2 separate regions of the Homo sapiens genome follow, and region 1 is linked to region 2. Evidence: read pairs that join two places in POLR2A ChIA-PET (ENCODE). Cell type or tissue: GM12878. All regions are shown on one strand. Links, peaks and the distances in the headings refer to the core of each region. The heading gives the core; the rest is flanking DNA.

Region 1 (16,405 bases), core at 7,327-12,326, 240 kb after region 2:
CACTCCCTATATACACATACACACCCTTGTTGATTATTTTAAATGAATGGGAGCCAATGGGACCTGATTTTTCAAGGTGTCTATTTTAATACTTTTGTCTGAACAAGTATTTCTATGTTAATGAAATTAGATTTGAGCATTTGATAGAACATGAAACTATAAGTGTTGAATTTCAGAATTTATAAAAAAGAAAAGGCAGCCTTATAATTGTGGTATAAGGTTTGATAGTTAAGACTCCTTCATGTGAAATACCAGATGTTTTGAGTCCTTGATATAAAGGTCAGAAGAAAAGAAGGATATTGGTTTCATAATAAACTAACATGTTTACAGTAATGACTATGCAGTGTAAGCTGTGGATATTTTGTTATATAAGAATGGCAGGGGGTCCTAGAACTGGGGGCTGGAAGGCCCATTTAAAAGGTCATCCAATACGATAATTTTTAGTCTGGAGCACACAAGCAGAGTTCAGGTGAACTCCCTGGAATTATTTGCAAAATTGGGAGTATTTTTTGTATGTATAGTTTGAGGGGAATTTCTGTCAAATGCACATAGGCACCTGTAATTAAAGAGCCGCCTTCATTTTCACACATGAGGAAACTGAGGCTGTTACAGATGTAGAGACTTGCCCAAGGTCTTGAATAACTTCTCAGAAAGGGAGTTTGTTCTATGATTTGTGTTTTTTAATAAAGTTTTAATGGACAGACCACGATATCCAACATGGCCTTGGAGCCATAGGGTTCAGAATATTAGAAAGCCTTGGCTTCTTTTTTCATTGAGTTGTCATATAGTGATTTTAATAATAATAGAACATGCTATTATTCAGAATACATTCTTCCACCCTAATATCCCAAAACAGTATTTTTAAAGAAATTCTAGGAAGGGTGTTTACTCATTCAGAGTTCTACAGGAAGGAAGGCTCTTTCCTACTATTTTTTAAGCATAACTTTCACTGACAAGACCAGGCCAGAAAAAGCCTAGCTGGCTGTTGGCCCAGACAATGTTATAATAATCATTGAAGTATACTCAACCTGCACTGCCTGAGGATAGCTACAGCTAAAAAAAATAAATAAATAAGCACACACAGATGTATGCTGAGTGTTCCAGTGACTTAGCTGACATGTATGCTGTATATCCTTTGCTGTGTTCTTTCAACTATTAGAAAGGAAATTTTAAAATAGCCTAGAATTTATTATTCCAATAGGGTGAAAAGGACAACTTCAACTTTAAAAAAATAACCAAGCTCTCCAAGGCTGTATCCCCAGCAAGTAAATCAATCTGGCATATAGTAGATGCTTAATAATTTTTTTGATGAGAGAATTGTTGAAGTTTGTTAGTTATATTTCAGAAAGAGAATTTTGTTTGTTCATCAATAATGAGTATCATGTAGTGTCAAAATAGTAAAATTAAAAAGGACTGCTTCAACATTTAGAAACCCCAGATTTCAGCGCAGTTTCTGTAAGTTATTGTACGACCTTGGGCCTCATTTTCTTTGTCTTAATAAGGATATAATAATATCTAATTCCCAAAATTTGGGGGAATATTAAATGAGCTACAGTATGTGAAAGATGCTTCATAGATCCTTAAGTGCTATATAAATATTAATGTTATTTGTCTTAGATAACATTTTCAATTTTTTAAATATGTATTTACTGAAATCATCTTTATTTCCTAAGTCCTGTATTTGTTTTAGGTAGAAAGAAGTGATTTCCATGATTGAAATGGAGTTTTGAATTCTTTGATAAAATACATTTTAAGGTGTACAGAATTGTCTGCAAAGAATTAAAACACTCATTTTTAAGCAAGGGAAATATATTTATTTTATGATTTTCCTAATTGAATTTTTGCCAGCTAATTTGTACGTAAGTTAAGGATTGATTGATATATATTTGATAGACAATCACCCTCTTCTAGGTATTATAACATATACAAAAAGTATACAACAGCATTTTCCAAAGTGGAAAAGAAATATTAGTTTTTGAGATGTTCCATGATTAGAGTTTGGGAATTTAAAATAGAATTTTTACATACTACCATAGGTTTCTCCTAGATATTTTTATTACCCATTAATATAATTTCCAAAAATTCCTTCATATAGAAACCTATACAAACCTTTTATTTTGTTTCTACACAGTGTTATCCAAATTTATTTAACAAGAAAACCCTTTTTTCCATTACATTTGTTAACATTCACTCGAGTATTTTATAAAGCACTGGTATGAGATATGATGATATGACCCCATGGATTTGAACAGTCTGTTTGGAACTCTAAGTATGAACATGGTGAAGTACATTAAAACAAAACAAAACAAACAAAAATAAAACAAATTAACTATGAGATTGTGAAATGGTTGTAATATATGTCACCAAATTCATGGCTAAATCATAGAAATTGATCTGTCACAGCTTGTTAAATAAGTATTCTTTCTCTTACATGACTTCTTACGTGATTTTTTCCAAACTGCTTAGTCAAAGAAGATAATCTTTCCAGATAGAGAAAATTTTAAAATATCTTTATTCCTCTTTAAATTTACTGATTTATAAATACTGGGAGTCTAACAAATGCAAGTTACTACTCTTTATTAATCCCTTTTATTTAGTTTCAGTTTACACACAATAATTGTATCAACTTATATGTACAAGTCAATTAATTTAGACTTGTGTAAACCTGTGAAACCACCTCTGCAATTAAGGTGCAGAACATCCCCATCACCCTCAAAAGATTGCTTTTGCCCTTTTGCAGTCCATTTTTCCCTCTTCCTCAGGTTGCAGTCAACCACTAGTCTGCTTTTTGCTACTATAGATTAGATTGGACTTTGTAAATATTTTATATAAATGCAGTATGTACTCTCTTATGTCTGTTCTATTTGACTCAGCATGATGAGACTCATGCACATTGTTGAGTGTTCAGTATTTCCTTTCTATTGTTGAGTAGTATTCCATTATATATTTTGACTATTCACTCATAAGTTGGTAGACATTTGGGTTGTTTACAATTTTACTATTGTGAATAAAGCTACTGTGGGCTGGGCACAGTGACTCACACCTGTAATCTCAGCACTTTGGGAGGCCAAGGTGGGTGGATCACTTGGACATGGGTGTTTGAGACCAGCCTGGGCAGCATGGCAAGACCCCATCTTTACTGAAAATACAAAAGAAATAGCTGGGGCTGGGCACGGTGGCTCAAGCCTGTAATCCCAGCACTTTGGGAGGCCGTGGCAGGCAGATCACCTGAGGTCTGGAGTTCAAGACCAGCCTGGCCAGTATGGCAAAACCCCATCTCTACTAAAAATACAAAAAATTAGCCAGGCGTGGTGGTGGGCGCCTGTAATCCCAGCTACTTGGGAGGCTGAGGCAGGAGAATTGCTCGAACCCAGGAGGCAGAGGTTGCAGTGAGCAAAGACTGCACCACTGCACTTCCAGCCTGGGCAACAAGAGCGAAACTCCACCTCAAAAAAAAAAAAAAAATAGCTGGGCATGGTGGTGCATACCTGTGGTCCCAGCTACCTGGGAGGCTGAGAAGAGAGTATCACTTGAGTGCAGGAGGTGGAGATTGCAGTGAGCCAAGATCACATCACTGCACTCTAGCCTGGGTGACAGAGTGAGACTCTGTCTCAAAAAAATAAAATTTGTGAACTTCCATATACAAGTCTTTGTGTAGATATGGGTTTTTTCTTCTTAGGTAACTACCTAGATTATTTCACAATAATTGGGTTGTTATGATGTGGTGGGTTTAACTTCTTAAGAAGCTGACAAATAGCTTTCCAAAGTGGTTGTTCTATTTTATATTCCCATTAACAGTGTATGTAATTTCTAGTTGCTCCATGTCCTTGATCGGTCTTTGGTATTGTTAGTGTCTTTAATTTTCATCATTCTTATAATGTAATGGTATCTCATTGTGGCTTAAATTTGCATTGATCTGATAACTAATGATGTTAAGTATCTTTTCACATACTTACCTCACAAAGGAAGCTGTGTGGTTAGCAAGTATGTTCAAATTTTTAGTCCAGTTACTTTGGGTTATTTTCTTATTATTGAATTATGAGGATTCTTTATATATTTTGGATACAAGCCCTTTGCAAATATGCATATTGTGAATATTTTATCCCAGTCTGTGACCTGTCTTTTCGTTTTCTTAAAGGTACCTTTTGAAGAGAAATTTTGTTTTGATTTTTGTAAAGACCAGTTTGTCCATGTTTTTCTTTTATACTTCTAGAAGTTTTGTAGTTTTAGCTCATACATTTCAAGTTTATTTTTCAGTATGGTGTGAGGTAAGGGTCAATGTTCATTTTTTTCATATGGATTTCTAGTATTCACAGTACCATTTCTTAAGATAATTTCCTTTTTGAGTGCCTTAAAATCAGTATGGACTTCCTTTTTCTATTTTATTTATCCGTATCTTTATCCTCTAGATACTCTCACACTATCTTGTTTCTTTAGCATTATAAGTTTTGAAGTCAAGTAGTGTAAATTTTTCCAATTTGTTCTTTTTAGAAGTTGCTAAAAGTTGCCACATTGCCTCTGTAGATACACACAGAGAGAGATTTAGACACATACCTCTTTTTAACCACTTTGAGATAATTCACATACCATAAAATTCACTATTTGAAATATTTAATTCATTGATTTTTAGTATATTCACACATATGTATAACCATCACCATAGTCAATTGTACACATCTTATTCATGCTTTCTCCTATTACCAAGAGCAATGTCTGGGATGTAATACATGCTCACCAAATTTTTCTGAATAAGTGAATCCATTAGTTGTAAAATAATGTAGGCATTAGCCTCTAGTAAAATATTAAGAAGGCTCATTTGACTGCATTCAGCTCTAGAACTATTCTTTTATTAGAACTCTGCTATTTTGAGGGATCTCTGAAACAGCTAACAGCTTAACTCAGATATAGATACAGATATATATATATGGCTACAGATTTTTTTTTTTAAATGGAGTCTTATTCTGTCACCCAGACTGGAGTGCAGTAGTGCTATCTTGGTTTACTGCAACCTCCGCCTCCTGGGCTCAAGTGATCCTCTCACCTTAGCCTCCTGAGTGGCTGGGACTACAGGCATGCACCACCGTGCCCAGCTAATTTTTGTATTTTTTTGTAGAGATGTCGTTTTGTCATGTTGCCCAGGCTGGTCTCGAACTCCTGGACTCAAGCAGTCTGCCCTCCTTGCCCTTCCAAAGTGCTGGGATTGGCCGGGCACCGTGGCTCACGCCTGTAATCCCAGCACTCTGGGAGACCAAGGCAGGCAGATCGAACGCCTGAGGTCAGGAGTTCGAGACAAGCCTGGCCAACATGGTGAAACCCCGTCTCTACTAAAAATTAGCCAGGTGTGGTGGCATGTGCCTGTAGTCCCAGCCACTAGGGAGGCTGAGGCAGGAGAATCTTGCAGTGAGCTGAGACTGCGCCACTGCACTCCAGCCTGGGTGGCAGAGTGAGACTCTGTCTCAAAAAGAAAAAAAAAAAAACACCAAGTGCTGGGATTATAGGCGTGAGCCACCATACCTGTCCTTAAACCATATTTTAGTAGTTATTTAAGGAAGTTACAAAAAAAATTCCTTTTGATATAATGAGTGCAAATTATTTGCACATTTTTGAAAAGAGAATAGTCATCTTTTATTCACCTGATAATTGCTGAGAAGGGCAAACCTCCCATAAGTACTGCTTTTCTATTTTTTTTTTTTTTTTTTTTTTTTGAGACAGAGACCTCCTGCTCCACCCACCTCAGCATCCCAAAGTGCTGGGATTACAGGCGTGAGCCACCGCGCCCAGCCTTCTATTTTCAAAAGTACTCTTGACATTGTTTGTATCGGTGACATAGATTATGGAATCTCTGGTACTTGTTTTATTTACCAATTACGAATAATAGTGGATTGTTCGTGAAATTCCAGACATCTTTCCCTAGGTATCTTTGAGATGGAATGTCAGTTCTGAGCCCAGTTAATTCATGTTGCCTCATTTTCTTTATAGGCTTTGATGCGGCCTGGAAGAATTGATAGAATCATCTATGTGCCTTTACCGGATGCAGCAACAAGAAGGGAAATATTTAAGCTGCAGTTTCACTCCATGCCTGTCAGTAATGAAGTTGACCTGGATGAACTCATCCTTCAAACCGACGCATACTCAGGAGCAGAGGTAAGATAGTTCCCTTCAAAATACCTTAGTGGGAGGAAAGCGGTGGCTCAGGGTCATTAAGCAAAATAAATTGCTTGCCCTGAGGTGTTTTAAATGACCATACTAAGAAATCTTGAAACAGGAAGTGCAGTACATGACATAGTCACTAAGTTAAATTGCACTTTACGTGGCTTCTATTATATCACAATTGTTTTTTACTTGCTCCTATTATTTCTCAAAATGTAGTCTTCAGAGGAATAGCATAATATAGTGAGAAGAACACTAGACTAGAAGTAGATTCTTCCACTGGGCTTCTTAATACAGCAGTTTCTAACCAATCACACACTTCTCTAACTTTGCGTTCTTTACCCATCAAATGGAAATGATACTACTACCTTCCCTCCTGTTTCCTCATGGAGAGCATAGAAATAAAATTAGGATATCATGAGTATAAAGGGCAAAGCAAACAGATTGTATCATTATCATCTTTTTGTCATTTTGGCAAGTTATCTCAGTCTAATTTTGTATTAAACATTCTCTCACAGTAAAAGGGACCATCTGCCCTTACCTCTGAAGATAAACTCTTGACAAGAACAGCAAGACCTCTGTGAAAATATGAAAATGACTTTTATGTATGGCAGATTAACATTTTTTCTCTCCTTACCAACTCTTTACTTATGCTATTTTTATTTACCAAATAAAATTCCATGAAATAATTCTGCAACTTTTCTAGCTGCATTTCTTAAGGAAAGGACCAACTATGTACCTCGACACAGAAATAGCATCTGTCACACCAATGATGTAGACTTTTAATGGGAGATTAATATTTTTTTAAGTACAAGGTTACAGATTATTTTTATTCTGAATTACTCAGTAGGCTAGGACTCCACATTCTGTTTTGCTTGCTATTGTTTTCATTCGTCTTATGTAAACACCGAAGAGATTACCATATGACAGATCATTAGTGGTACTCCGAGAGTCTATTTGGAACTGAACTTAGTGTATCATGCAGTCATAGCTAATAACAACAACCAAAATAAATCCCAGATCTATTCATTGTTTTGCCCCAAGAACCATAGATATAGATATAGACAGTCCCCAACTTATGACAGTTTGACTTAAGATTTTGGGGCTTTACAATGGTGCAAAAGTGGTACACACTCAGTACACTCCTCAACTTACAATACAGCTACATCTGGATAAATCCATCTTAAGTTGAAAATAACAAGTTGAAAATATCGTAAGTCAAAAACATATATGCATTTTTGACTTAGACATATTCAACTGATGATGGGTTTACCAGGACATAGCCCCATCATAAGTTGAGGAGTATTTGTATTTGATTTTCCTCCTTTATATTTTTCAAGTCCACTGGAATAAAAAGCCATGTGGAAAGTAGCTTGAGAAGCAGTTGAAGTGCGCTCACCTTTAACTCCTCTGAAACAGTGATCTTTATGACCATCCATAAAGTTAAAATGAACATACAGTTATGGTTAACTGACTGCTCCAACATTTCTAGAATTCAGTTTTTGATTTGAGACGAGGGCTGGCATCTTGTATGATGATATGGCAATTTGCAGGAAACAGCAAGAGGAAGACGAAGAAACCATAAATCTCTCACTTGAGCCGAGTAAACTAGAAGAGCAGTTAGCAAGATATAAATATGCCTTTCTCACTTTGAAGTAATTCATGGTAGTAACATCGAAGTGCAAAACAAAAATAAAACCCAGTGAGATTCTATCTGGCTAAAAGGAAAAAAACCTCATTTGGTGCCAGCAATTATTGTACTGGCTTGCTAATTCTTATGTAGTGCACTTCTTATTTAATCTAACATGTAAGCACATTTATGATTAATTTTTATATGAGATCTTCTGAAAATCGTCACAGGAAAAGTAGCAGAAAATTCTATCTTTCCTCAAATTATATTGTTGTGTTCCATAATGCTTGGATTGGGGAGGGCATCCCATTGTGGTCCTATTTATAATTAGTATATTATTACAACTTCATAGAAATTTTGCTAACAGCTACATCTTAGTAGTTCTGTGGTTTCTAATTTAGATGAGGCAGGTTTGTTCCCTGTTGAGGGTTTTTGTTTTGTTTTGTTTTGGTCTGAATAGGTAGGCAGTTCACACAGTTGTTTTAGGAAAATTATTATTTCTTTAAAAGTCTTAAAGTTAATAAACAGGAGATTTAGGAGACGTTAAGTAATGCTTAAGATAAAAGGTTTCATTTCTCTCTCTCTGTTTCTCTGTCTTCACACAGAACCTTCTACATGGTGTGTGTTTAACAAGCACTTGATAAACTGTGGGGAAAAAAGATTTTTAAATTAGATTTAGGAAAAATAGACTTCAGTTCTCATTTGTTACAAGAGGAGCCCTCTAACTCCCTGCTGTAGACACAGCCATTTTCTCAGAGTTGGAGTGTCTCTTTGGCCACTTTGGGTATAAAAATGAAACTACTATCAATTTATTGTCCTCACAAGAGAATAGTATATTATATTCAAGATTATATAAAATTAATTTTATTTAAGTGTATACTATTAGCTATATGAACAAGAATTTGGGCAGGAAAGCCAGAGACGAGGAATTTCCTGGCACTCTAATTGTTTTTTAGAAACAAAATGTTGAAGTGTAGTGAGCATTTTTTATTTTTAGTGAAAAAGTTGTAGAGGATGATTAAGATGGAAATGATACTGGTACTTTTTTTTTTTTTTTTTTTTTTTTTGAGACAGAGTTTCGCCCTTGTATCCCAGGCTGGAGTGCAGTGGCACGATCTTGGCTCACTGCAACCTCCGCCTCCCGGGTTCAAGCAATTCTCCTGCCTCAGCCTCCCAAGTCGCTGGGATTACAGGCACCCACCACCACGCCCAGCTAATTTTTGTATTTTTATTAGAGACAGGGTTTCACCACATTGGCCAGGCTGGTCTTGAACTCCTGACCTCAGGTGATCCGCCCACCTTGGCCTCCCAAAGTGCTGGGATTACAGGCATGAGCCTCTGTGCCCACCACTGGTACTTTTAATGGCAGGGATGAGAAGAGGTTACTTTAAAAAATTATTTTCTTTTCACTTGGTTATTTATTTTGCCCAATCAGCATTGTTCTATGAAAGCTTAGACCAGCTCAGTGTTTGAAATAGCTCCTTCTGGTCAAAGTTACTCCATTTTTCCTTCGTGGAGAGGGTATACAGAGAATTGAAACACTTTTGTAAGCCTCAGGAGGCTCTCAAGAGGAAGTCTGTCACCAGCTGGAAGGGGAATACAGCCGTTAGGGAGCAGCCTCTGAGGGGAGACTGAAGCAGGTTGCGTCTTTTAGCCATCTCTGCCACCTGCCACTCATTGTCCCTGTGGCTATGGCCCTCATTGTCCTGGCTTCTTGACTGTAGCTGTCAGTTAATGAAAAAACATGTGCCATTTAAAAGCAGAAGGGAATTTCTCTCAGGAGGAAGTAAGTCTTTTTGGTTATCACTATTGTTTTCTTTTGCTCTGATTTTTGTTTTTTAAGTTATTTGTAGCAATTCCACCTCATTTATTCATTTATCTTTTATCAAATTATCCTGGTTACTTTTGGAAGAGTTTTATCTGTAACAGAAAATCAACTGTCACAAATATATTTACAAAAAAAAGCAATAACTGGGCTCATTACCCCATATGCCCTATGCTTGGGAACACAGGTGATGAGTAAGATGCATAATTTCTTCTGTGTATCAGAATTTGCTGACATAGGCCAAAGACTGATATCTGTAAAATTGGGGTTGAATTTTTATTTGAATTTGGATATTATCCTCCTTTCAGTGAATCCCTTGGGATCACCAATTTGTGAGGGAGTCAGGCCCTTCTTGGCCAGTTTGTAAATCTCCTCCCTTACATCTTCAGAGGCCAGCTTCAGCCAAGTGGGGACACTGCAGTGACAGGGAGGAGCCGATTGGGACAGGCCCTTCCTGGGAGCAGGCATGCAACTCATGATGTGGCAGTCAGGAGCAAAAAAAACACCTTCTTTTCTTTAAAATGTAAAAATTTGCTTACTATAGTGGTTTTTTTATTGCAATCTTATGAATGTAGCTCTAGAAGATCTTTTTAAAGCAATTCATTAGAGTTAAATACATTTCACACTGAGTTTTCAAAAAGCTTTAACTTCATGTAAACTTAGTCTGTTTGTTTTATTTTTAAATGATCTGTCATGCCCTGAATTCTGTTTTGTAGTCTATGCCTTCCTGGGTCTAATAATAGCACAAGATCTTCATGCCAGCTTGACATTTAAAAAATCACCTTCTAGTTTGCCTCATTAATTCAAGAAGGGTCCTATTCACTATGCTTGAGCTATTATAGCTAATAAAAGGAGAGCCTTAAATTACTTTTCTGTCTCACTGATTAACGTTTTTTCTGACATCTCTTTTTCTCCCACACAGTGAAAACAGAAGGAGCAATTATAGCCACTTAAAATGTCTGTACTCTTCTTATGTGAAATCTCTTGTGATAGTATTCCCCAAACTAAAATATCAGTCATTGTATTAGAATCTGGCATAGATTGTTCATCTGACCAGTCAAACAACACATGTGAGATAGGAATAAGGATTCTAAGGAAGGACCATTTGACCTGGTCTTAAGCGCTCTACTTATTATTGTTAGAAAGCAGCTAGCAGCAGTGTACTTGTCTCCAAAGTGAAGCAGAGCAGCACAGTACTTAGCACTCTCCTACAGACCAGGGGTCCCCAACCTCCTGGCCACGGACCAGCACCAGTACTGCATAGCATGAGTGAGTGGCAGACAAGTGAGCATTACTGCCTGAGTTCTGCCTCCTGTTAGATCAGCAGTGGCATTAGACTCTCATAGGAGCACGAACCCTATTGTGAACTATGCGTGCGAGGGATCTAGGTTGTGTGCTCCCTATGAGAATCTAACGCCTGAGAACAGTTTCATTCCGAAACCATCCCCCCACCCCATTTGTGGAAAAATTGTCTTCCACAAAACCAGTCCCTGGTCCCAAAAATGTTGGGGACTGCTGCTATGGACTGTCTGCAACCTACTTTTCCTGCCTAATCAGAAACTGCCCTATGAAAACATGCTGCTATCACCAAGTAGTCTACTATATTTGAGATCTTCTTTGCTATCTCTCTATTCTTCCTTGTGTCTTTACACTAAAATTCTGTATCTGTGCCCCAGAATTTCAAAATACTCAGTGCTCTGTATCTGCAAGTTCCATCTGCAAATTCAACCAACTGGGAATAGAAAATATCAGAAAAAAGCAACAAAAAATAACAATACAACAACAAAAAGTACAAATTTGAAAATATAGCATGACAACTATATAGCATTTACATTATGTCAGTTGTCATAAGTAATCTAGAGATGATGTATACAAGAGGATGTGCACAGGTTATATGCAAATACTATGCCATTTTATATAAGGGACTTCAGCATCCTTGGATTTTGGTATCTAAGGGGCTCCTGGAACCAATTGCCCTTGGATACCAAGGGACAACTATATTCTTTCCTTACACGACCTACTGAAATAACTACTTTGTCATTAAACCATAATGACCACCCCACCAATAAATAGCCTATTCTTTTGTACTCTTTTACACTTATTTTTGTTTTCCTTGTTTAGCTGTTACCATATTTTGTAGTTATTTTATTTTTTTAGAGACAGGGTCTCATTCTATTGCCCAGGCTGGAGTGCAGTGTCATGATCATACCTTACTGCAACTTTGAACTCCTGGGCTCAAGTGGTCCTCCTGCCCAAGCCTCCTGAGTAGCTCAGAATAGAGGTGCATGCCACTGTGCCCAGCTAATTTTTTTAAAAAAATTTGTAGACATTGTCATGTTGCCCAGCCTGGTCTTAAACTCCTGGCCTCAAGCAATCCTCCTATCTCAGCCTCCTAAAGTGTTGGGATTACAGGCCTGAGCCACTGTGTCTGGCCTCTGTAGATATTTTAATATGAGCAGCTGCCTCATCTCCCCAAACACAGATTCTCTAGGGCAGAGATCAGTTCTTGTACTTCTTAAAGTCTGGCAAAACAGCTGTCTCACACACACTCGGTGGGCATTAATATTAGATGGGTGGTACATTTATGTATTGATTCTAAGTCATTTTACCAACCAAAAATGTCAGTTTTAACATTTGCTGAAGTGGCACTTTCTAGTTTTAATCATATTTTCATATACATTATCTATTTGAGTACCCTAACTCTATGAGAGCAGTGCTGTAGCGAAAGAACTAAAGTCAAGCAAAAGAAATTGGCTTGTCTGAGATCCCACAGCAAATAAGTGACAAACCTGGGACCAGAAACCAGGTCTCTCAGTTCCACTTGAAGGACTCCACGATCTCCTAATGCCTCTGTGTCAACACAACGTTCTTTGAAACTTTCATAGTTCCCTTTGACGTCTCTGAATATTTGATAAAAGTTTGTCAATTCCTGTGAATAGTGACTTAGCAAACTAAACAGCAGTTATGAAACATCTGTACCATTTTTATACCTTTTTCTCTTACAGTAATTGTCTTTACCTACCTTGTTTTCATCTTCTCCAAAAAAGTATAAGCTACCTAAAGTTAGGAACCTTGTTTTTATCAATTAATTTCTTTTATTTCCTAGGTATTGTGAATAATGTTTGCAATTTAGAATGAAAAGTATAAACAACGAAGTTTTATATAATGTATTTATGTGGCATGATCTACTGATGTGCAGAATGCTATAGGAGAAAGGAGGAGGAGTAACTCACACTACCTGGGATTAAATGAGATAGATGATACCCAGAAGAATTTTTTTCTGAGTTTTGATGGGCAGATGGAAAGGCAGAGATGAATGAAAGAACATGGTGTGGTCTAAAATCAGTTAAAGTTTGAATATGATTGGCAGAAAGAGTCTTCATGTAGAAGTAGTAGGGGATGAAGCAGAAAAAGTAGGTCAGACTTAAATATGAAGGAACTTGAATATCATCCGAACTTGCTTTTCTCCTTTCAGCAATGGAAAACCATTGAAAAATGTGATCACTGTTGTGGTCAGATTTGTATTATTGAAAGATTTGTGGCATTTGTGTCCAAAGCCACCACTAGCTAGCCTTCCAAGCACCATTACACGAATTAGAAAAAGGTGTTCCTTCACCCCACTTGGTGACAGCTTTTTGTTACAGCAAAAAGCTTGTCAGAGCATGAGCAACATTTCAGCCCCTATTTGCCCCCCTTGGCTGGGCACCCTTTTGTAGATACAAGCTTTACATCTGTACAAGGTGTCTTATTTTTGTCTTCTCCACCTTTATCTCCCTCACAATGCCTAGCATAGCACCTTATATAGAGTTATTGTCACTAAATAAACAAATGGAGATTTTACATCTCAAATATATAAACTACTTTCTGTAACTTTAACATTTACCTCATGAGCCCTTGGATAAAAATAAATTGGGACTATTAAAGATGTCTTTTGTAGAAGATACAGAAATGGCCAACAAACATATGAAAAAATAGCATCACTAATGATCAGGAAAATGCAAATCAAAACCACAGTGCAATACCACTTTATTCCTATAAGAATAGCCATAATCAAAAAATCAAAAAATAATAGATGTTGGCGTGGATGTGCTAAAAAGGGGACATCGTTACACTGCTGGTGGGAATGTAAACTAGTACAATCACTATGGAAAACAGTGTAGAGATTCCTTAAAGAACTAAAAGTAGAACTACCATTTGATCCAGCAATCCCACTGCTAGTATCTACCCAGAGGAAATAAGTCATTATATGAAAAAGATACTTACACATGCATGTTTATAGCAGCACAATTCACAATTACAAAAATATGGAACCAGCCCAAATGCCCATCAATCAACAAGTGGATACAGAAATTGTGGCATATATATACACCATGGAATACTACTTAGCCATAAAAAGGAACGAAATAATGGCATTCGCAGCAACCTGGATGGAATTGGCAACCATTATTCTAAGTGAAGTAACTCAGAAACAGAAACCCAAACATCTTATGTTCTTACTCATAAGTGGGAGCAAAGCTATGAGTATGCAAAGGCATAAGAATGATACAGTGGACTCTGGGGACTTGGGGGAAAGGGTGTGAGGGGAGTGAGGGATAAAAGACTACACATTGGGTACAGTGTACACTGCTTGGGTGATGAGTGCACCAAAATCTCAGAAATCACCACTAAAGAACTTATCTATGTAACCAAACACCATGTGTTCCCCAAAAACCTATTGAAATAAAAAATGAAAATAATAATAAAAGGTCTTTTGTGCAAACTTTAACCTGCCATGAGGTACAGCACTTGTTGTAAATTGCTAGAATATTAAAAGTAAGGTGGATTATATCCTCTGAGCCATATTATGTAACTTTGAATATAAACTCTAAGGACAAAAGCACAATCTCTGCACCTGTTTAGTGGCTAAAATATGGCTCTCTGTTGTAAATGAATTATGAAGGGATCTTTCAGAGCAAAAATCAGCATGTGCTAAAAGTAGATATTTAGGACTGTAACTTTTGAGCTAGTCCTGTACCACTCCCCTTTTCCCTTCTTCAGCATTTTATGATCTACATGCTAAGTGAAGAAATTTGGTAAAAGCCAAGACCCATCATGGCCACCTAGAACAATATGAGTTTAGCCAAATCATTTATCATTTGTAGAACTCACTTTCATCTTGTAATAAGGGGATAGGAAGATGGTCTTTTTATAATCCTTTCAAGTGTTAAAAATCTGTGTGGTTATATACCTGTCATAAATTAAATTAATTGTATAAGGAATCCCTTAGGGATTGGACCTCCAGGGATATGTAGTATGGTTATGCTTCTCTTACAGTCTGTCCAGAAAGCTGGGATCTTGGGATCTTAGTCAATGCCTCTAAATATTTTCTTCTGTGGCCAAAAGATATTAATTATGGCACCAGAAGAATGGGGACCTTAAATGACTCTGACAGTGCACAGAACTTGGATTTTAATAAAATTCTCCTTAGCAAACTTTAACAGTTTTCCACTAAGTAGAAAAGAAAATTTTACATGCTCAGAGAGTTGAAGGCCTAGTGATTTTTTTACCCTGAGATCTTTGGTTGTTATGCTTTTCAACTTCCTTAAGAACAGCTAATCAAGTTCACTATCTATGATTTTGGGGATACTTGGATAAAAAGCGTTATAGAATGGAAATATACAGCAGCCGACTTTTTCCTTAAACTCTTTGTTGGGAAAATAAATGAAGGTTGCAAAATTATAATATTGTTCATTTTAACTTAACAATTTTTAAAACTTCAATGTATGGAGATACAATGTACTTACAGTGTATGGAGATTCTCTGTATTTCCAAACTTCACCTTCTGCTTAAATTGGCAACAAAAGTACATTCAGCTTACCTGAAGGCTATTTTAGATAGGATGTTTACACCAAAGCTAATCATACTCCAGAACACCTTGTGCTGCCATACCTGTATTGCTAACTCTATGCCAGGTATTTAAAAGTGCTGTGAGTTTACAAGAAGTATTAGTCAGAAAGGAAATGGATATGAATGAGAGGCTGGTTAGCAACAAACTTAATAGAACTTTTTACACCCAAACATGGAAGCCTTTTTATAGGGAAGAAGTATATCCAGTGAACAAGTTAGTCAGGACCTACCAGATAATCTAGTCCCCAAGGCTGATATCCAGAGTAAATCTGTATCTGTGGAGAATTACTCAAGCCAATGATAATGCCGATTTGAGCATTTTAACATTCCACCTTATTTCTCTTCTTCCAAATTCTCAGTCTCTCTATTTCCTCATTCTTTTTCTCCAATATTTTATATAAACCATTTAATCTGTGCTTCCTCATCTTCAGAAGAGTGATAAAATGGAGGTGGGGGTTAGGTTCTGTTAACCTGAGAGGAGCTTATGATGTTAAAAAAGAGATGTGCAAAGCATGCTGTTAACTCTGTAGCATAGATTCTGATAGTGACAGTTATTTTTGTTTGGTTATTTGAAGTGATGGAAGGCTGATTTCTAATAACAACCTAATCTGTATATGAAAAGATACACATGTAAAAGCTGTTTCTCCTTTTAGGAACTCTTTTTACTATATGAAATTGAATTATGGTTAAGTACCCTGGGTTATGGAATGAGAAAGCTGTGAACCCAAATGCCAAGTCTTCCATTTCCTAGCTATGTGACCTTTTTATTCATATGTAAATAAGGATAAGAGAGGTCCTTAACTTCACAGTTGTCCAGATTAGATGACATAATTTATATAAGGTGCTTATCCTAGTAAGCATATAACAAGTGCTCAGTAAATAAATTTTGTTATAATCAGCAAATTTAATTTGAT
Region 2 (16,405 bases), core at 3,853-8,852:
GCTGGCAGGGGTCAGGGGGTCACAGGGTGCTCAGTGGGGGAGCTTTTGAGCCAGGATGAACCAGGAGAAGGAATTTCACAAGGTAATGTCATCAGTTAAGGCAGGAACAGGCCATTTTCACTTCTTTTGTGATTCTTCAGTTACTTCAGGCCATCTAGATGTATATATAGGTGCAGGTCACAGGGGATATGATGGCTTAGCTTGGGCTTAGAGGCCTGACAATTGGTAACCTTTTTCACCTGACCACATGTATGGGTTTAATACTAACTCTCCAACTTTTTTCTTTATTTTTATTTTATTTTACTTTAAGTTCTAGGATACGTGTACAGAATGTGCAGGTTCTCAGCAAACTAACACAGGAACAGAAAACCAAACACTGCATGTTCTCACTCATAAGTGGGAGTTGAACAATGAGAACACATGGACACAGGGAGGGAAACATCACACACCAGGGCCTGTCGGGGTTGGGGGGCAAGGGAAGGGAGAGCATTAGGACAAATACCTAATGCATGTGGGGCTTAAAACCTAGATGATGGGTTGGTAGGTGCAGCAAATCTCCAACTTTTTTCTATATTGCCCATCTTAACCTCCTACCAGCTTGTCCCTCTGTCACTTTTACCCCTTCTGTTGTTTTACTTGTAAGATAATACAAGATAAATATATGTCTGCCTATTAATTTATTTCTTTACCAAGCACCAAACATATGTAATATAGAAGGTACTATGTTAGGAAGGTCCTAGTCATACACACATATAGAAAAAATAGTTTAGTTATTAATTACTCATGCCTCAAATTATCAAGAAAAGTAATCAAAACTCATTTAAACATTTTTACTATTAAAAATGATTTCTTCTAGTTTTGGGTCATTTGGTTATGTAGTATTCCATATGATTGACTTAAAATTCACTTAAGAAGCTTGTTAAACATATACTTAGCTCCTGGGCTTAGGGGTCAATCAGTAGAATCCCCTCTGTCTTCCCTCTGTTTTTAGTTTCCTTGTTTTTAGTTTCTATATTTTCCATATTCCTTTATCTTTCCCAGTTCTGCTATGCCATGGTAAGAATTGCAGGAGTTACTAAGCAGTTTTCTTAAATATTCAAAGCATTTGCTGGTGATTATAGGGAAGTTATTCAAGGAATTTGGTAAATTAGAAAAAGCAAAATATTTTCATGATGTATGAAGAATTTTGTAGGCGAGTTTTATGCTGTTGTCATATCTGAGTCTTAATTTTTGTTACTTTTTTAAGTTTCCATTTTTTATGAGTTTTTTTTCTTATACTTGTTCATCTGACAAAAGTAGGTAGTTTTTTAAAAGCTCATTGTGTAAATGGTTAACCATTTTTAAGGTGAATTAAGACATACATTTTTGTAATCTAAGGGAAGTTACTTGGATAATTTATTATATTTATAAGGTTTGACTTCATGCATAGCCAGATCTGAGGACAGTGCTAAGTGTGATTGTAATGTAATTATATTTTAGAAATTGAGCTAAGATTTTAATATAACCATTAAACTGATTATTGAAATCTATACAGTTTGAAAAAAAATTACCTTTAAGTTGATAATATTTTTCATGTTTTTTTCAGATACCTATATTTTTTAAACTTGACTAATTCCCATCTTAATGTCTTTACTTATTAAATATGACATCTATGAACATCTGGCCCTCTTAGCTATTATATGTTTAGTGAGGTTCTCAATGTTATTTACTAAAGAGCAACAAATCCCAACAAATCAAGAGCAATTAGTGGCCCAGTTTTGGTGTATAGTTTCTTATATTCTTTCTAATCTAGTTTTTTAGCTTTCTGTACTCCCATCTGTGAAATTGTTAGATGTTTTCAACCTAAGCTTGCTTATGGAAAATGGAAATAAAACAGAAAGAGGGGAAAGGCTGGGAGAAAAGAGAAGCAAAGACCTCTTTGAACACTCAGCCCTTCCCACTCACCCTGTGCATAGCACTTCACATTTTTACTTGTCTGCACAATCTGTCTGCTTTTCATTGGTTTTCAGAGTCCTCGAGTGATTTTTGTATTTTGTCTGACATTTTTCTTTCTTTTTTTTTTTTTTTTAATTGATCATTCTTGGGTGTTTCTCACAGAGGGGGATTTGGCAGGGTCATAGGACAATAGTGGAGGGAGGGTCAGCAGATAAACAAGTGAACAAAGGTCTCTGGTTTTCCTATGCAGAGGACCCTGCGGCCTTCCGCAGTGTTTGTGTCCCTGGGTACTTGAGATTAGGGAGTGGTGATGACTCTTAACGAGCATGCTGCCTTCAAGCATCTGTTTAACAAAGCACATCTTGCACCACCATTATTCCATTTAACCCTGAGTGGACACAGCACATGTTTCAGAGAGCACAGGGTTGGGGGTAGGGTCACCGATCAACAGGATCACAAGGCAGAAGAATTTTTCTTAGTACAGAACAAAATGAAAAGTCTCCCGTGTCTACCTCTTTCTACACAGACATGGCAACCATCCGATTTCTCAATCCTTTCCCCGCCTTTCTCCCCTTTCTGTTCCACAAAACCGCCATTGTCATCATGGCCCGTTATCAATGAGCTGTTGGGTACACCTCCCAGATGGGGTGGTGGCTGGGCAGAGGGGCTCCTCACTTCCCAGTAGGGGCGGCCGGGCAGAGGTGCCCCTCACCTCCCGGACCGGGCGGCTCGGGTGGGGGGCTGACCCCCCCACCTCCCTCCCGGATGGGGCGGCTGGCCGGGCGGGGGGCTGACCCCCCCACCTCCCTCCCGGACGGGGCGGCTGGCCGGGCAGAGGGGCTCCTCACTTCCCAGTAGGGGCGGCCGGGCAGAGGCGCCCCTCACCTCCCGGACGGGGCGGCTGGCCGGGCGGGGGGCTGACCCCCCTACCTTCCTCCTGGATGGGGCGGCTGGCTGGGCGGGGGGCTGACCCCCCCACTTCCTTCCCGGATGGGGCGGCTGGCCGGGCAGAGGGGCTCCTCACTTCCCAGTAGGGGCGGCCGGGCAGAGGCGCCCCTCACCTCCCAGACGGGGTGGCTGGCCGGGCGAGGGGCTGACCCCCCCACCTCCCTCCCGGACGGGGCGGCTGGCCGGGCAGGGGGCTGATCCCCCCACCTCCCTCCCGGACGGGGCGGCTGGCCGGGCAGAGGGGCTGACCCCCACCTCCCTCCCGGATGGGGTGGCTGCCGGGCAGAGACGCCCCTCACTTCCTAGACGGGGTGGCTGCCGGGTGGAGGGGCTCCTCACTTCTCATATGGGGCGGTTGCCAGGCGGAGGGTCTCCTCACTTCTCAGACAGGGCGGCTGGGCAGAGACGCTCCTCACCTCCCAGACGGGGTCGCGGCCGGGTAGAGGTGCTCCTCACATCCCAGACGGGGTGGCGGGGCAGAGGCGCTCCCCACATCTTAGACGATGGGCGGCTGGGCAGAGACGCTCCTCACTTCCTAGATGGGATGGCGGCCGGGTAGAGGTGCTCCTCACTTCCTAGATGGGATGGCGGCCGGGCAGAGACGCTCCTCACTTTCCAGACTGGGTAGCCAGGCAGAGGGGCTCCTCACGTCCCAGACGATGGGCGGCCAGGCAGAGACGCTCCTCACTTCCCAGACGGGGTGGCGGCCGGGCAGAGGCTGCAATCTTGGCACTTTGGGAGGCCAAGGCAGGCGGCTGGGAGGTGGAGGTTGTAGCGAGCTGAGATCACGCCACTGCACTCCAGCCTGGGCACCATTGAGCACTGAGTGAACCAGACTCCGTCTGCAATCCCGGCACCTCGGGACGCCGAGGCTGGCGGATCACTCGCAGTTCGGAGCTGGAGACCAGCCCGGCCAACACAGCGAAACCCCGTCTCCACCAAAAAAATACGAAAACCAGTCAGGCGTGGTGGCGCACGCCTGCAATCGCAGGCCCTCGGCAGGCTGAGGCAGGAGAATCAGGCAGGGAGGCTGCAGTGAGCCGAGATGGCAGCAGTACAGTCCAGCTTCGGCTCGGCATCAGTGGGAGACTGTGGAAAGAGAGGGAGAGGGAGACCGTGGGGAGAGGGAGAGGGGGGAGAGGGAAGGGGAGAGGGAGAGGGGGGAGAGGGAAAGGGAGAGGGAGAGGGAGAGAGAGAGGGAGAGGGGGGAGAGGGAAAGGGAGAGGGAGAGGGAGAGCGAGAGCGAGAGCGAGAGCGAGAGCTGACATTTTTCTTTTTAATCAACGGGAGAGAGTCTATAGTTGCCTTATGGCACCATAGTGAAACTGGAACTTTTGACTTCTTTTTTTTTTTTTTTCTTTAAATCTTCATAGAATGTGTCTTTACAGCATGGGAAATTTTTTTTTTTTTTTTTTTTTTTTTTTTTTTTTTGCTTTTCACTATATACAGCTAATGGCTTTTACTTATTTTCATTTAGATCTAAGAACACATTTTAACAGTTACTGCTTCCTAATCTTGCTTTATCTGTATTAAAGAAGCATTTGGAAATTTATAATTGTTCTTGACCTTGGAGGTTGGTTTTCTCAACCTTTTTTTTCCTGCAATATGCAGTATCTTTAGTAATTTGGTACACTTATGATTTCTAAACAAAATATGTGTCTTTTGAACATTGTTGAAAAGTTAGTGTATGACCCCACAAAGAATTTGGAACAGGTGCCAGCCCAATTGTGACTGCCTGACTTCTTGTCCTTACACTGGGAGTTGTTAGCATGAAAAAACAAAATGTCATGGCATTTTCTCTAAAATAATACTTTGAAAAGAATTTTTGTCCCTGGTGGTAAAAAACTTGGCACCCAGCAAGCAAGAGGATCTTGACTCATAGATGTATAAAAACATTGTCAGTGCCCCTGGAGCTACGGAATTCCTCTCTCATAGTAATTTTTCTAATGTCTGTAGCTCAGTTCATTAATTTTTATTTTGCTGCCTTGGAATTTGTCCATAAAAGTATTTTTTTTTCTATTTATTTTTAACCTGATCATCAAGTTCCTTGGCTTCTATGGGTGTACAGTTTGAATTTTTGTTGTTGTTGTTTTATTTTGTTTTGGGGTGTTTGGCTAGGAAGAACTAACTATAGGATGTTTGTCAGGGACATGTTCCTTGGGAAATTTATCTCACTGCTCTGTGCTTGTTTGACAGCTGTTCTTGCACTTCTGACTTTAATTCAAAAAGTTATAAAGCCATATGTGAGCAGCTGTTCACTGTTTTCATTAGGGCAAAATAAGATCGGATGCAAATATTATCAGGAATGATTTAGGTTATATTGTAAAAATAATTTAGACTATATTGTAGGAATAATTTTACGGTAGTTATGATATATTGTAAGTTATTAAAAAGAAGGTTCTAGAATTAAAAACAATTTTAAGCATAAAGTACTATTTGTTGAAAGATGAGAGGTGTTGAAAGATGATATACTGTCTGAAGGTAGGATAGTGAAACAGCTAGCTTTTGAATTCCTCTTCTAGTTCTAGGATTTTATGATTTCATGGTAGTGTTTATCCTTCTCTACAGACTAACTTTTCCCATGACTTCCTATGCTTTAGAACTCTTCTGTGTAATAATAAGCTTTTTTTTTTTGAGACAGAGTCTCGCTGTGTCACCCAGGCTAGAGTGTAGTGGCATGCTCTTGGCTCACTGCAACCTCCGCCTCCCAGGTTCAAGCGAGTCTCCTGCCTCAGCCTCTTGAGTAGCTGGGATTACTGGCATGCACCACCACGCCCAGCTAATTTTTTTTTTTTTTTGTATTTTTAGTAGAGATGGGGTTTCACCATGTTGGCCAGGCTTTTTAAGCTGATTCATATTTATTTGTGAATTATTATCATAGCCATAGAAAGAGTTATCATTTTTTTGGCTTTCAGGTACTAAAATCAAAATGCAAAATTGGTTTGCCTTTAGTTTAAAGTGATCAGAACAAAAAAAAATGAAGATAATTTAATGGCTTATCTTTTTCAGTAGTCCTCCAGAATACAAACTTTATAATCATCTCTCAGACATTTAAATAAAGTATCTAGTATTTATTAAATATTTACCACATGCCAGGCAAAGTACAATTAATTTAACATATGCTCTCCTGTTTAATTCTCACAGTGATCCTGAGACCTTAGGGTTTATTATCCCCATATTATAGAAGAGGAAAAAGTTTAGAGAGTTGAAGTAAATTACCCAAAGTCACATAGTAAGTACTGGGTCTGAGATTTGAACCCAAGACCATTTTTTTTTTTACCAAGTTCTAAATTTTAGAAGATATTTACTATATCAAAAAAGTATGAAGTTAAAAAGAATCAGAATGTAAAATTGTGAATATGTTAAACCATACATACACATGCACACATGTGTGTTTGCATTTGGAGAGGCTAGAAGGTCCTACACCAAAATATTAACAAGGATTACTTTTAGGTATTGGCATACAGATAATTCTTACATCCTTCTTTATAATTTCTTGTAGGCTATACTTCTTATATCTGCTATTCTCATAATCAACAAGGTGGGAATTGCTGCTATTTTTATATTCTAAAAACTTGACATCTTACATGTATGCAATTTTCAAATCTGTCTTCACTGTCTTATTTGAGAATTATAAAGCTGTTTTTCAGTAGCTTTTGTATTAATTTGTGTAAAGACAGATATTTTATATATTTAGAGACTCTCTTTTAGGATACTTTTCTTATTTCTCTTTCTAGATTTCAGATTTTTTGGACATTATTGCACTCATCTTTGTGCCCCTACAGTCTCTAGGACAAATCCTGCACATAGAAGACATTTCTTAAAATTGATTGAATTTATTTCAGTAGTAAATTTTAGCCACAGTACAATAGTTGGAAAGAATAAACGAATTACAGTTGTAATAATAAAGGAAACTTAGGTTAAGAAAATTTCCTAGATTTGTTAATCAGTCATTTCTCTAACTTTGTCACCTAGTTCTACTAGGTGAATGGGTGGTTCCCTGACAACGTTGGGCACCCATCAAGGCTTTTTTTGTTTAGTTTTGTTTTTGTTTTTGGCTGAACCTTTTAACTCCCCATCTGCGTCATGCTTTTCTTTTTTTCTTGACCACAGCTTCTAGGATCTTAGTCTGCTTCCTTGTCCTCATGCTTTTATATATACATACAAACACAAACACACACACACACATGCACACAGACACACACACGAGTATGTCAAATGATAAAAGTAATGCAGTTTCACTGTAGAAAATTTTCGTAATACCAAAAATTATTATGGATAATATAGAAATTGCTTGTATTCCTATCACTTTAAAAATAACAATTTTTGAAAATACATATATGTGTATGTGGTTTTTTTTTTTTTTCTGAGACGGACTTTCACTCTTGGCGTTCAGGCTGGAGTTCAATGGCGCGATCTCGGCTCAGTGTAACCTCCGCCTCCCTGGTTCAAGTGATTCCCTTGCCTCAGCCTCCCGAGTAGCGGAGTTTCCAGGTGCCGGCCACTATGCCTGGCTAATTTTTGTATTTTTAGTAGAGGCGGGGTTTCACCACGTTGGCCAGGCTGGTCTTGAACTCCTGACCTGTGTGTGTGTTTTAATTGGGATTATAATGTATTAAAATCTTTATATTCTGCTTTTTTATTACATAAATTTTCAGAAAATATAAAATATCTTCTAAAATTTATTTAATTTCTATATGATTGTCCATTCTTTAAGTATTCTATAATTCATTTAATAGTTGTTTGATGTTTAGCATTGAGGTTGTTTCTAGGTTATTTTCTGTCATACAGAGTGTTGTGCCATGAATCTTTGAAGAAGAAATCTTTTTGTATTTCCTGAACTGTTTTGGGAGGATAGTCTAGGAAGTAATATTACTAGGTAAAATGTATGAACTTCTAAAATATGTTGCCAAGTACATTTAATAAACATTACGATTTTTTTCTTCTACCAGTGTGTGACAGTGTTGACTCATTGTCTATCACTGGCCTTGAGAAGTCCATATTTTACTCTTCGCTAATTTTATAAGCTGAAAACAGCTTTTCACTATTTTAATTTGGATGTTTTGGCTTTGATTAGTAGAGAGTTGAGCTTTTTACCCCCATAGTTTGATTTTGCATTTCTTTTTTGTATCATCCATTTCCTCTTATATTCCATACTTGTAACGGTACCTTTCCCAAGCTAGTTATTTAAGCTTTTTTTAAAAAAAAATTTTAATGATTTTTGAAATGGACTCTTTGAGCTTTTTTTTTTTCTTTTTTTACCTTTTCCCTTTTTAAGATTTTTATTCTTACCTATTAGGAAGACAACAAGGTATATCTAATTACATGACAAACAGTCTTCACCAAGAAGCCAGAATCTTAAATTTATAGCTCACTGTTGCCATCTGAGATATAAATAGAACTTCAGTTACTGTGTGTTGCTTTCCATTAAGTCTACTTCCTTGCTCTTCTTAAACCCCACTACTCCTTCTTTAATGATAGCCCTTCTACGAACACATGGATCTTAATAGACTATAAGAATCACTTGATTGATGTGTTTCATTTACATTTTAGAGAACTTCCATAATAAATAAAAGCTCTCTCAGTGTGTCTCACAGAGAGATTATCCCACAAAGAAATGTTCCTCTTTGAGCATTTTCTTATATTTCTTCCTGTCTTCAAAATAAGTCAGATCATTTAATTTATTTTAATCTTTTCTGTTAAATGCCAGTAGTACAAAGTCTCCATATAGTCAGCAGTCCTAAACAGCCCAGGAGAGGGGACCTCTATAATAATGGAATGCCAGTAACCAAAACAGCATGGTACTGGTACCAAAACAGAGATATAGATCAATGGAACAGAACAGAGCCCTCAGAAATAATGCCGCATATCTACAACTATCTGATCTTTGACAAACCTGAGAAAAACAAGCAATGGGGAAGGGATTCCCTATTTAATAAATGGTGCTGGGAAAACTGGCTAGCCATATGTAGAAAGCTGAAACTGGATCCCTTCCTTACGCCTTATACAAAAATTAATTCAAGATGGATTAAAGACTTAAACGTTAGACCTAAAACCATAAAAACCCTAGAAGAAAACCTAGGCATTACCATTCAGGACATAGGCATGGGTAAGGACTTCATGTCTAAAACACCGAAAGCAATGGCAACAAAAGCCAAAATTGACAAATGGGATCTAATTAAACTAAAGAGCTTCTGCACAGCAAAAGAAACTACCATCAGAGTGAACAGGCAACCTACAGAATGGGAGAAAATTTTCGCAACCTACTCATCTGACAAAGGACTAATATCCAGAATCTACAATGAACCCAAACAAATTTACAAGAAAACAAACAACCCCATCAAAAAGTGGGCAAAGGATATGAACAGACACTTCTCAAAAGAAGACATTTATGCAGCCAAAAGACACATGAAAAAATGGTCATCATCACTGGCCATCAGAGAAATGCAAATCAAAACCACAATGAGATACCATCTCACACCAGTTAGAATGGCAATCATTAAAAAGTCAGGAAACAACAGGTGCTGGAGAGGATGTGGAGAAATAGGAACACTTTTACACTGTTGGTGGGACTGTAAACTAGTTCAACCATTGTGGAAGTCAGTGTGGCGATTCCTCAGGGATCTAGAACTAGAAATACCATTTGACCCAGCCATCCCATTACTGGGTATATACCCAAAGGACTATAAATCATGCTGCTATAAAGACACATGCACACGTATGTTTATTGTGGCACTATTCACAATAGCAAAAACTTGGAACCAACCCAAATGTCCAACAATGATAGACAGGATTAAGAAAATGTGGCACATATACACCATGGAATACTATGCAGCCATAAAAAATGATGAGTTCATGTCCTTTGTAGGGACATGGATGAAATTGGAAATCATCATTCGCAGTAAACTATCTCAAGGACAAAAAACCAAACACCGCATGTTCTCACTCATAGATGGGAATTGAACAATGAGAACACATGGACACAGGAAGGGGAACATCACACACTGGGGACTGTTGTGGGGTTGGGGGAGGGGGGAGGGATAGCATTAGGAGATATACCTAATGCTAAATGATGAGTTAATGGGTGCAGCACACCAGCATGGCACATGTATACATATGTAACTAACCTGCACATTGTGCACATGTACCCTAAAACTTAAAGTATAATAATAATGATAATAATAATAATAAAAGGAAGGAAAAAAAAGGGTTAAAACTCCTTTCAGAACTCTTTGATGAAGTCCCATGATCACTACCTGGGTGAGGGGTTCAACTGTAATCCAAACCTCAGCGTCACACAATATACTTGTGTAACAAACTGCATATGTACTCCTTGAATCTAAAATAAAAGTTCAAATAAAAAAGAAAAAAATAATAATGAAATGCCTGTAGAATATTTGTTTATTATGATTGGAGATTCCTAAATTGAGAGAAAGAACTTCCTCCACCAGTTAGTAATGAAATGCAGAAGTGAAACTGAGTATCCTATACCTATAATATTTCCTTCTAACTCTTTCTTTGCCATTGTCACTAGGAGAGTTGGCATGCAAAAACATCTTGAGAGTTGCACATTTTAATAAATTATTTACCTTTTCCACACAGGCCTTGATAGTCATATAAATTCAGTCTTGCTCAGAGTTGTCCAATCTTCTGGCTTCTCTTGTCCACATTGGAAGAATTATCGTCTCGGGCCACACATAAAATATACTAACACGGGCTCCGAGCAAGATGGCAGCCTCCGAGCCGGTTAGGCTACAGCTTCAATATGATTACCCACTGCCAGCTACCCTGCACTGTACGGCCTTCCTGGCTTCTGGTTGACTTGAACAGGCGCCGAGTTGTCACAGATCTCATTAGTCTCATCCGCCAGCGATTTGGCTTCCGTTCTGGGGGCCCTCCGAGGCCTCTACCTGGAGCAGGGGTTCCTGCCCCCCACCGAGAGCGCATGCCTGATGAGAGACAATGACTGCCTCAGAGTTAAATTAGAAGAGAGAGGAGTTGCTGAGAATTCTGTAGTCATCAGTAATGGTGACAGTACTCATTTATCACTTAGAAAAGCAATGAAGTGGGCATTTAAGTTAGAGGAGGATGAAGAAACTAACCCAGATTACAACTATTCAAAGAAGCATTGGAAGAAGCAAGAGTACAATAACAATAATGAGAAGGTCTTGGATCTAGAACGAAAAGCGGTCACAGATCAGACTATAAGCAAAAAAAAAAAAAAGAAACAAAAGAAAAAATAAAGCAACCTGTGGCACAACGGGTGATGATAACGAACAGACCCCCCAAAAAAAAATCACCAAAGAAAAAGGAGAAATGTGAATATGAAAAAAAGGCCAGGAATCCCAAGTCACCTAAAGTACAGGCAGTAAAAGACTGGGCCAATTAGAGATGTAGTTCTCCAAAAGGCTCTGCTAGAAACAGCCTTGTTAAAACCAAAAGGAAAGGTGGTGTAAGCGTTTGCTCAAACGAGAGTCCCAGTTCCTCCTCGGAGTCTGAGTCTTGTCATGAATCAATCATGATGGTCCCAGCAAAGTCACTTTGGAGGCCAGAAATTCCTCAGAGAAATTACCAACTAAGTAATCAAAGGAAGGACCCTCTACCAAAAGTACAACTGCAGACAAACTGGCTACAAAATCTGGCTTTAGCCTTAACCCCCAGCAAGGGCAAGACCTCTGGAACATCATCTTCTAGTTCAGATTCTGGTTCAGAGTCAGAGGTGAATGCTTGATGTCATCGAGCACCCCGGAGTGTGCTGTGGATTTCTAAAAGACAGTAGGCCTTTTTGCAGGAAGAGGTTGTCCAGGCCCTGGGCTGTCATCACAGACTGCAGGTGCTACTGGATGGAAGCGTTCTGGGTTAAATGGTGGCAGACAGGCTCCTGGTCCTTCTCCCAGTGTGTCTCTCCCCAGTTTAGAAAGAGGATGGGGTAGAGGAGAGAACCTTTTTTCTTGGAAGGGAGCTAGGGGACGGGGAATGCGGGGGAGAGGTCGAGGACAAGGGCATCCTGTTTCCTGTGTTGTAAATAGAAGCACTGACAACCAGAGACAACAGCAATTAAATAAAGTGGTAACAAATTCATCTACTGTTTTCCAGAATCCGGTAGAGACACACTAGAAGGACTGTATGGTCTGTTACCGCTGTTAACAGCTGCCCCTCAAGTTGGAGAAAAGATTGCATTTAATCTTTGGAACTAACATCCAGTTACACTCTTCTGTTGTCTCTGATTACAAGGAAAAATATTAAGCCACAATCCAGAGACACAGCAAGTAGATACAGAAATTCTTTCATCCTTACCTGCCTTGAGAGAACCTGGGAAATTTGATTTGGTTTATCACATTGAAAATGGAACCGAGGTAGTGGAGTATGCTGTGATGCAGGAGAGCAAGATCACTGTATTTTGGGGAGAGTTGATTGATCCAAGACTGATTATTGAATCTCCGATTAACACATCAAGTACAGAACCTGTCTGAATATGACCGCTCCATCTTATAGTTTATGAATGTCTTGTTTGTGAAAGTGACTATAACTTGAACTTTTTTTTTTTAAGAGGATTTGAAAGTTGTATGGGTTTTTTTGTTATCTTCACTTTACTGCATAGGAAACAATCTACCTCATCATTTAAAATGACATGGGTGTCGGTTTTGTAGACCTTTGGTTTTTTTGTCAGGTTCAATTTCAGTTAACAAAATGTAAAACATGACATTCCCTGCAAACGTTGTTGTATACCAATATGTATGGTTTCTTCTCTTTTTTAAAAGTTTTTGACCATCAAGCAGCAGTTGTCAGTAGGAGTTTATAATACCAAGAATGTGCTGCATATCTTGTCTCATTAAGTTTTAAGTAACATTTAAAAATATTAAAGCATGTTACTTGACCTAATTTTATAGCATTTGAGTTGTCCCATTAAATGGAGCATCTCGTAAATTTCAAGTATTTTATACTTGGCAATGGTTAAGAGTTAAAAGGTAGTTGGATTTGTCACAGACAATGAGTTAAGGAATCCTTTCACGTTTTTCCCAACTTTAAAATTAAGGATTCTCAGGGCCCTGTGTAGAGCAGTAAAAATAAGACCTCGTGTATGTGTATGTGTGTGTGTGTGTGTGTGTGTGTGTGTGTATGTGTGTCTGTCTGTCTGTCTGGAGGAGAATTGATTGGTGTTCCACTTGGGTGAGAGGGTTGGCTGTGAGCCTCAGACCAGGAAATGTGTCATCTTGCCAAGCACCTGGCTGAGTGTGCTGGAGTGAGGATTTGAACAGAAACTTCCTTTTCTGTTATTATTCACTACAAAGCTTAAGTGGCCAAATATATACTGTGAAAATTGGTTTCTTTTAACAAAAGATCAGATCCCTCCTTCAGCTGTACACATTTTTAAATAAAATCATATAGAACTAAAAAAAAATACTAACACGAACGATAGGTGATGAGCTAAAAAAAATTGCAAAAAAATCTCATAATATTTTAACAGACTTTACCAATTTGTGTTGGACTGAAGGTTGGCCAAGCTTGGTTTAGCTTAAGTTATATGGATTATTTGTACAACAGAATTGAGTTGATTTCTGCGGTATTTTGAAGAGTGAAAGTGGTTTTTTAAATTTGTACTGTACTTATGTTATAAAGCAATATGAGTAATATACTTTATGTGTGAGACCTTACGTGCTCTAAGAAATACTTTTGTTAAGGATTTATATTTATGGTGGAGTATTCGTTACAACATGGGGTCTATACATACTTGTAAAGAAATTAAGGATAGAGAATGCATCACTCAGACCCCAATCTTTCCATTCATATAGATTGATTAGTCATCACATAGTCCATATTTTTCTACTATATTCAAGTCCCAGTTGACACCTTATGCATCATATTCCTTAGTTCCCAAACATGTTCCCTTATTTCTTTTCATGTAACTTTTAATTACTCATTTGTCCGAGTCTGAATCCTGAATATTACCCTAGATACCATTTTGTTTCACCACCCCTCTCCAAATGTAGCTTTAAGTTTTTCCTGTTTCTTTTTCTACTCCCAGAACCCACAATTATAGCTCTGAAGTATCCTTCCAGTGAGTTTTCAGTATCTGCATGTGTTTACTCTAGCTCAAGGTGTGTTTTTTTTTCTGATATTTATGTCATTAATTGATCTCTCTGATGAATCTTGTCAGAGAAATCTTCCAGAAGGACATTTCAGACCATATTGCTTTCTAGATTAAAAAACTTCAAAGACTTCCAAGAATGTACAAAGAATTCTCTTGAATTCCTTCCTCTGGTCTTCAGGGCCCTATGCTATGACTTCAACTTTTCTTTATTTCCCTCCCTCAAATATTTTTTCTCTTTTCCTTTTTATACTTCTTTCCTTCTGAGCTTTCTGTCACTTTTTGGCCTGTACCTAGCCATTTCCCTGTTCTTGCATTTCCAAATCTCATCTATCCTTCGAGAGTTGGCTTTTACGTTTGTCTTCCAGCTAGAAGTAGTCTTTTCTTCCTGGGAACTCCCAATGGCCTTTTCAGTTTGTTATTGTACTTAGTATCCTTTCTGTTGAACTGTGGTTGTTCATGGTTACTGGTTGTTATAGTTAGTTCTTTAACGCATGGATTCCTGTCTCATTATTCTATTTCTTGTGTACGTTTTCTGGTACACGTATATTCTTAAGACATATAAAGAGCTGTCTTGTTCTGGGGGTATTTCTTAGTTGAGAAAAATAAAACCTTGGGGATACTTTATATGCTAAAGATAAAAATGATTGTGTGTTCTATAAAGATCTACAAAAATATGCTTGGAAGTAGTTTTGCTAAAAAACAGGTATAAGAAATTAGATATATAGATGAGACCTTGGATGACTTGACTCAAACCACTTTCAGACAGATGAAACGTAACTTCTAAATCTTTCTAGAAGGTTAGATTTTACGATATGCTCAATCATTTAAACAGTTATTTATATGAGACTTACAAGCAGAATTTTTTTTTTTTTAGTATTTTTACAATATGCAGTTCACATTTTATGTACTCCTAATTTACTTCTTGTTATTCTTGGAATTTTTTAAAGGATTTTCCTGATTCTTAAATGGTTCTATTCTTTTTTGCAGTTCTTCTGTTAATGATATGTTTTTTATTTTTTTTTAGTTCTCTGTTTGTCCTGGCAAAACTTATATTTGGAAAATGTTCTATTTTTCAGGTATCCTGGTCAGATATAGGAGGACTGGAAAGTATCAAACTGAAGTTGGAACAGGCTGTGGAATGGCCCTTAAAACATCCAGAGTCTTTCATTCGAATGGGTATTCAGCCACCTAAAGGAGTTCTTCTCTATGGGCCACCTGGGTGCTCTAAAACAATGATAGCAAAGGCTTTGGCCAATGAGAGTGGACTGAATTTTCTAGCTATAAAGGTAGGGTGTTAAATTTTTTAATCGCTACTCTCTCTTGGCCTCCCCCAACCCCCATTCTCTGACTCCTACCTTTAGGAGAACGAATAAAGGCATCTTAAGGAGCAGTGATTCTTTTTTTTTTATTTGATGTTGATGGCAATATAATATAGGGAGATGAGTGATAAGAAATAAATTCGTGCATGTAATCAGCAAATCATGGTAGACATTGGGAAGACTGCTTTATTTAGTTTCTTGATTCTGGTATTTCTTATATCCATGTGTAACAGAAGCTAATCTTTTTTTTTGTTTGTTTCTACATTTTTAATTATAGACTTTTGCTTAACCAGGACTTAAAGATAAACATGACAGTGAATTCAATATTTACATACCTAGAATTTTCAAATGAACAAGACACTTGTTATGGTACACTAAATTCTTTAAAAATACTTTTCCATTCAGAAAGTATATGTGCATTGTTTTTATTCTGAACCACACACACATTTTATTTGTTCATTGCTTCGCCCCGATTAACTGGGATAGATAATCTTTCATGATATGTAGTTGTACACTTACTTTAGGACCAGATATTAATTTTATGTAACATTATGATATATCCAGATACTTAATCCACACATATAAAACTGTAAATCCATTTCTGTGGACTGTATCACAAAAATATATACCTAAATAGATTAACTATCAATTCATTTCAGAAAAGGCACATGATCATCTGTTTTGATATTACCAGGGAATTTTTTACATAACAGAATGCATTTTCTTTAGCGTGATCTTGGCTCACTGCAAGCTCCGCCTCCCAGGTTCATGCCATTCTCCTGCCTCAGCCTCCCGAATAGCTGGGACTACAGGTGCCTGGCAAATTTTTTGTATTTTTAGTAGAGACAGGTTTCACTGTGGTCTTGATCTCCTGACCTCATGATCCGCCTGCCTCGGCCTCCCAAAGTGCTGGGATTACAGGCGTGAGCGACTGCGTCTGGCCCAGAATGCATTTTCTGTCTTAGAACATTGAAATCATTGGCAGTTTGAAAGCACAAAACTTCAGAGTAGTTTGTCAACTTTTGGCTTTACTTAAGATTTTTATAGAATGATACTTAGGTGTGATTAAGCTGTTTGTTCTTTAAGAATCAGTATCTTCAACATATTTTTT

What was found. Peaks named below come from ENCODE experiments on the same cell type or tissue, not always from the same donor. Only the 100,000 strongest peaks of a DNase experiment are listed, where the experiment ranks them.
Region 1: POLR2A ChIA-PET joins it to region 2 with 9 read pairs; 2 of 35 experiments call an interaction of 5 or more read pairs at or near these places.

Annotation. Positions count from the first base shown.
Region 1 is chr4:123,250,037-123,266,441 of GRCh38, forward strand. AFG2A (AAA ATPase AFG2A) reads left to right here. Exons shown (of 16, transcript NM_145207.3): 15 at 5,980-6,144. Among named protein-coding and RNA genes, the nearest start is that of SPRY1, 140 kb to the right of the region's middle. In GM12878, for the core only: no CTCF peak of the experiment used is centred there; a DNase peak (open chromatin) is centred at 9,405.
Region 2 is chr4:123,013,135-123,029,539 of GRCh38, forward strand. It overlaps AFG2A (AAA ATPase AFG2A), which reads left to right. Exons shown (of 16, transcript NM_145207.3): 11 at 15,052-15,261. It also overlaps the pseudogene COILP2. Among named protein-coding and RNA genes, the nearest start is that of AFG2A, 98 kb to the left of the region's middle. In GM12878, for the core only: no CTCF peak of the experiment used is centred there; no DNase peak of the experiment used is centred there.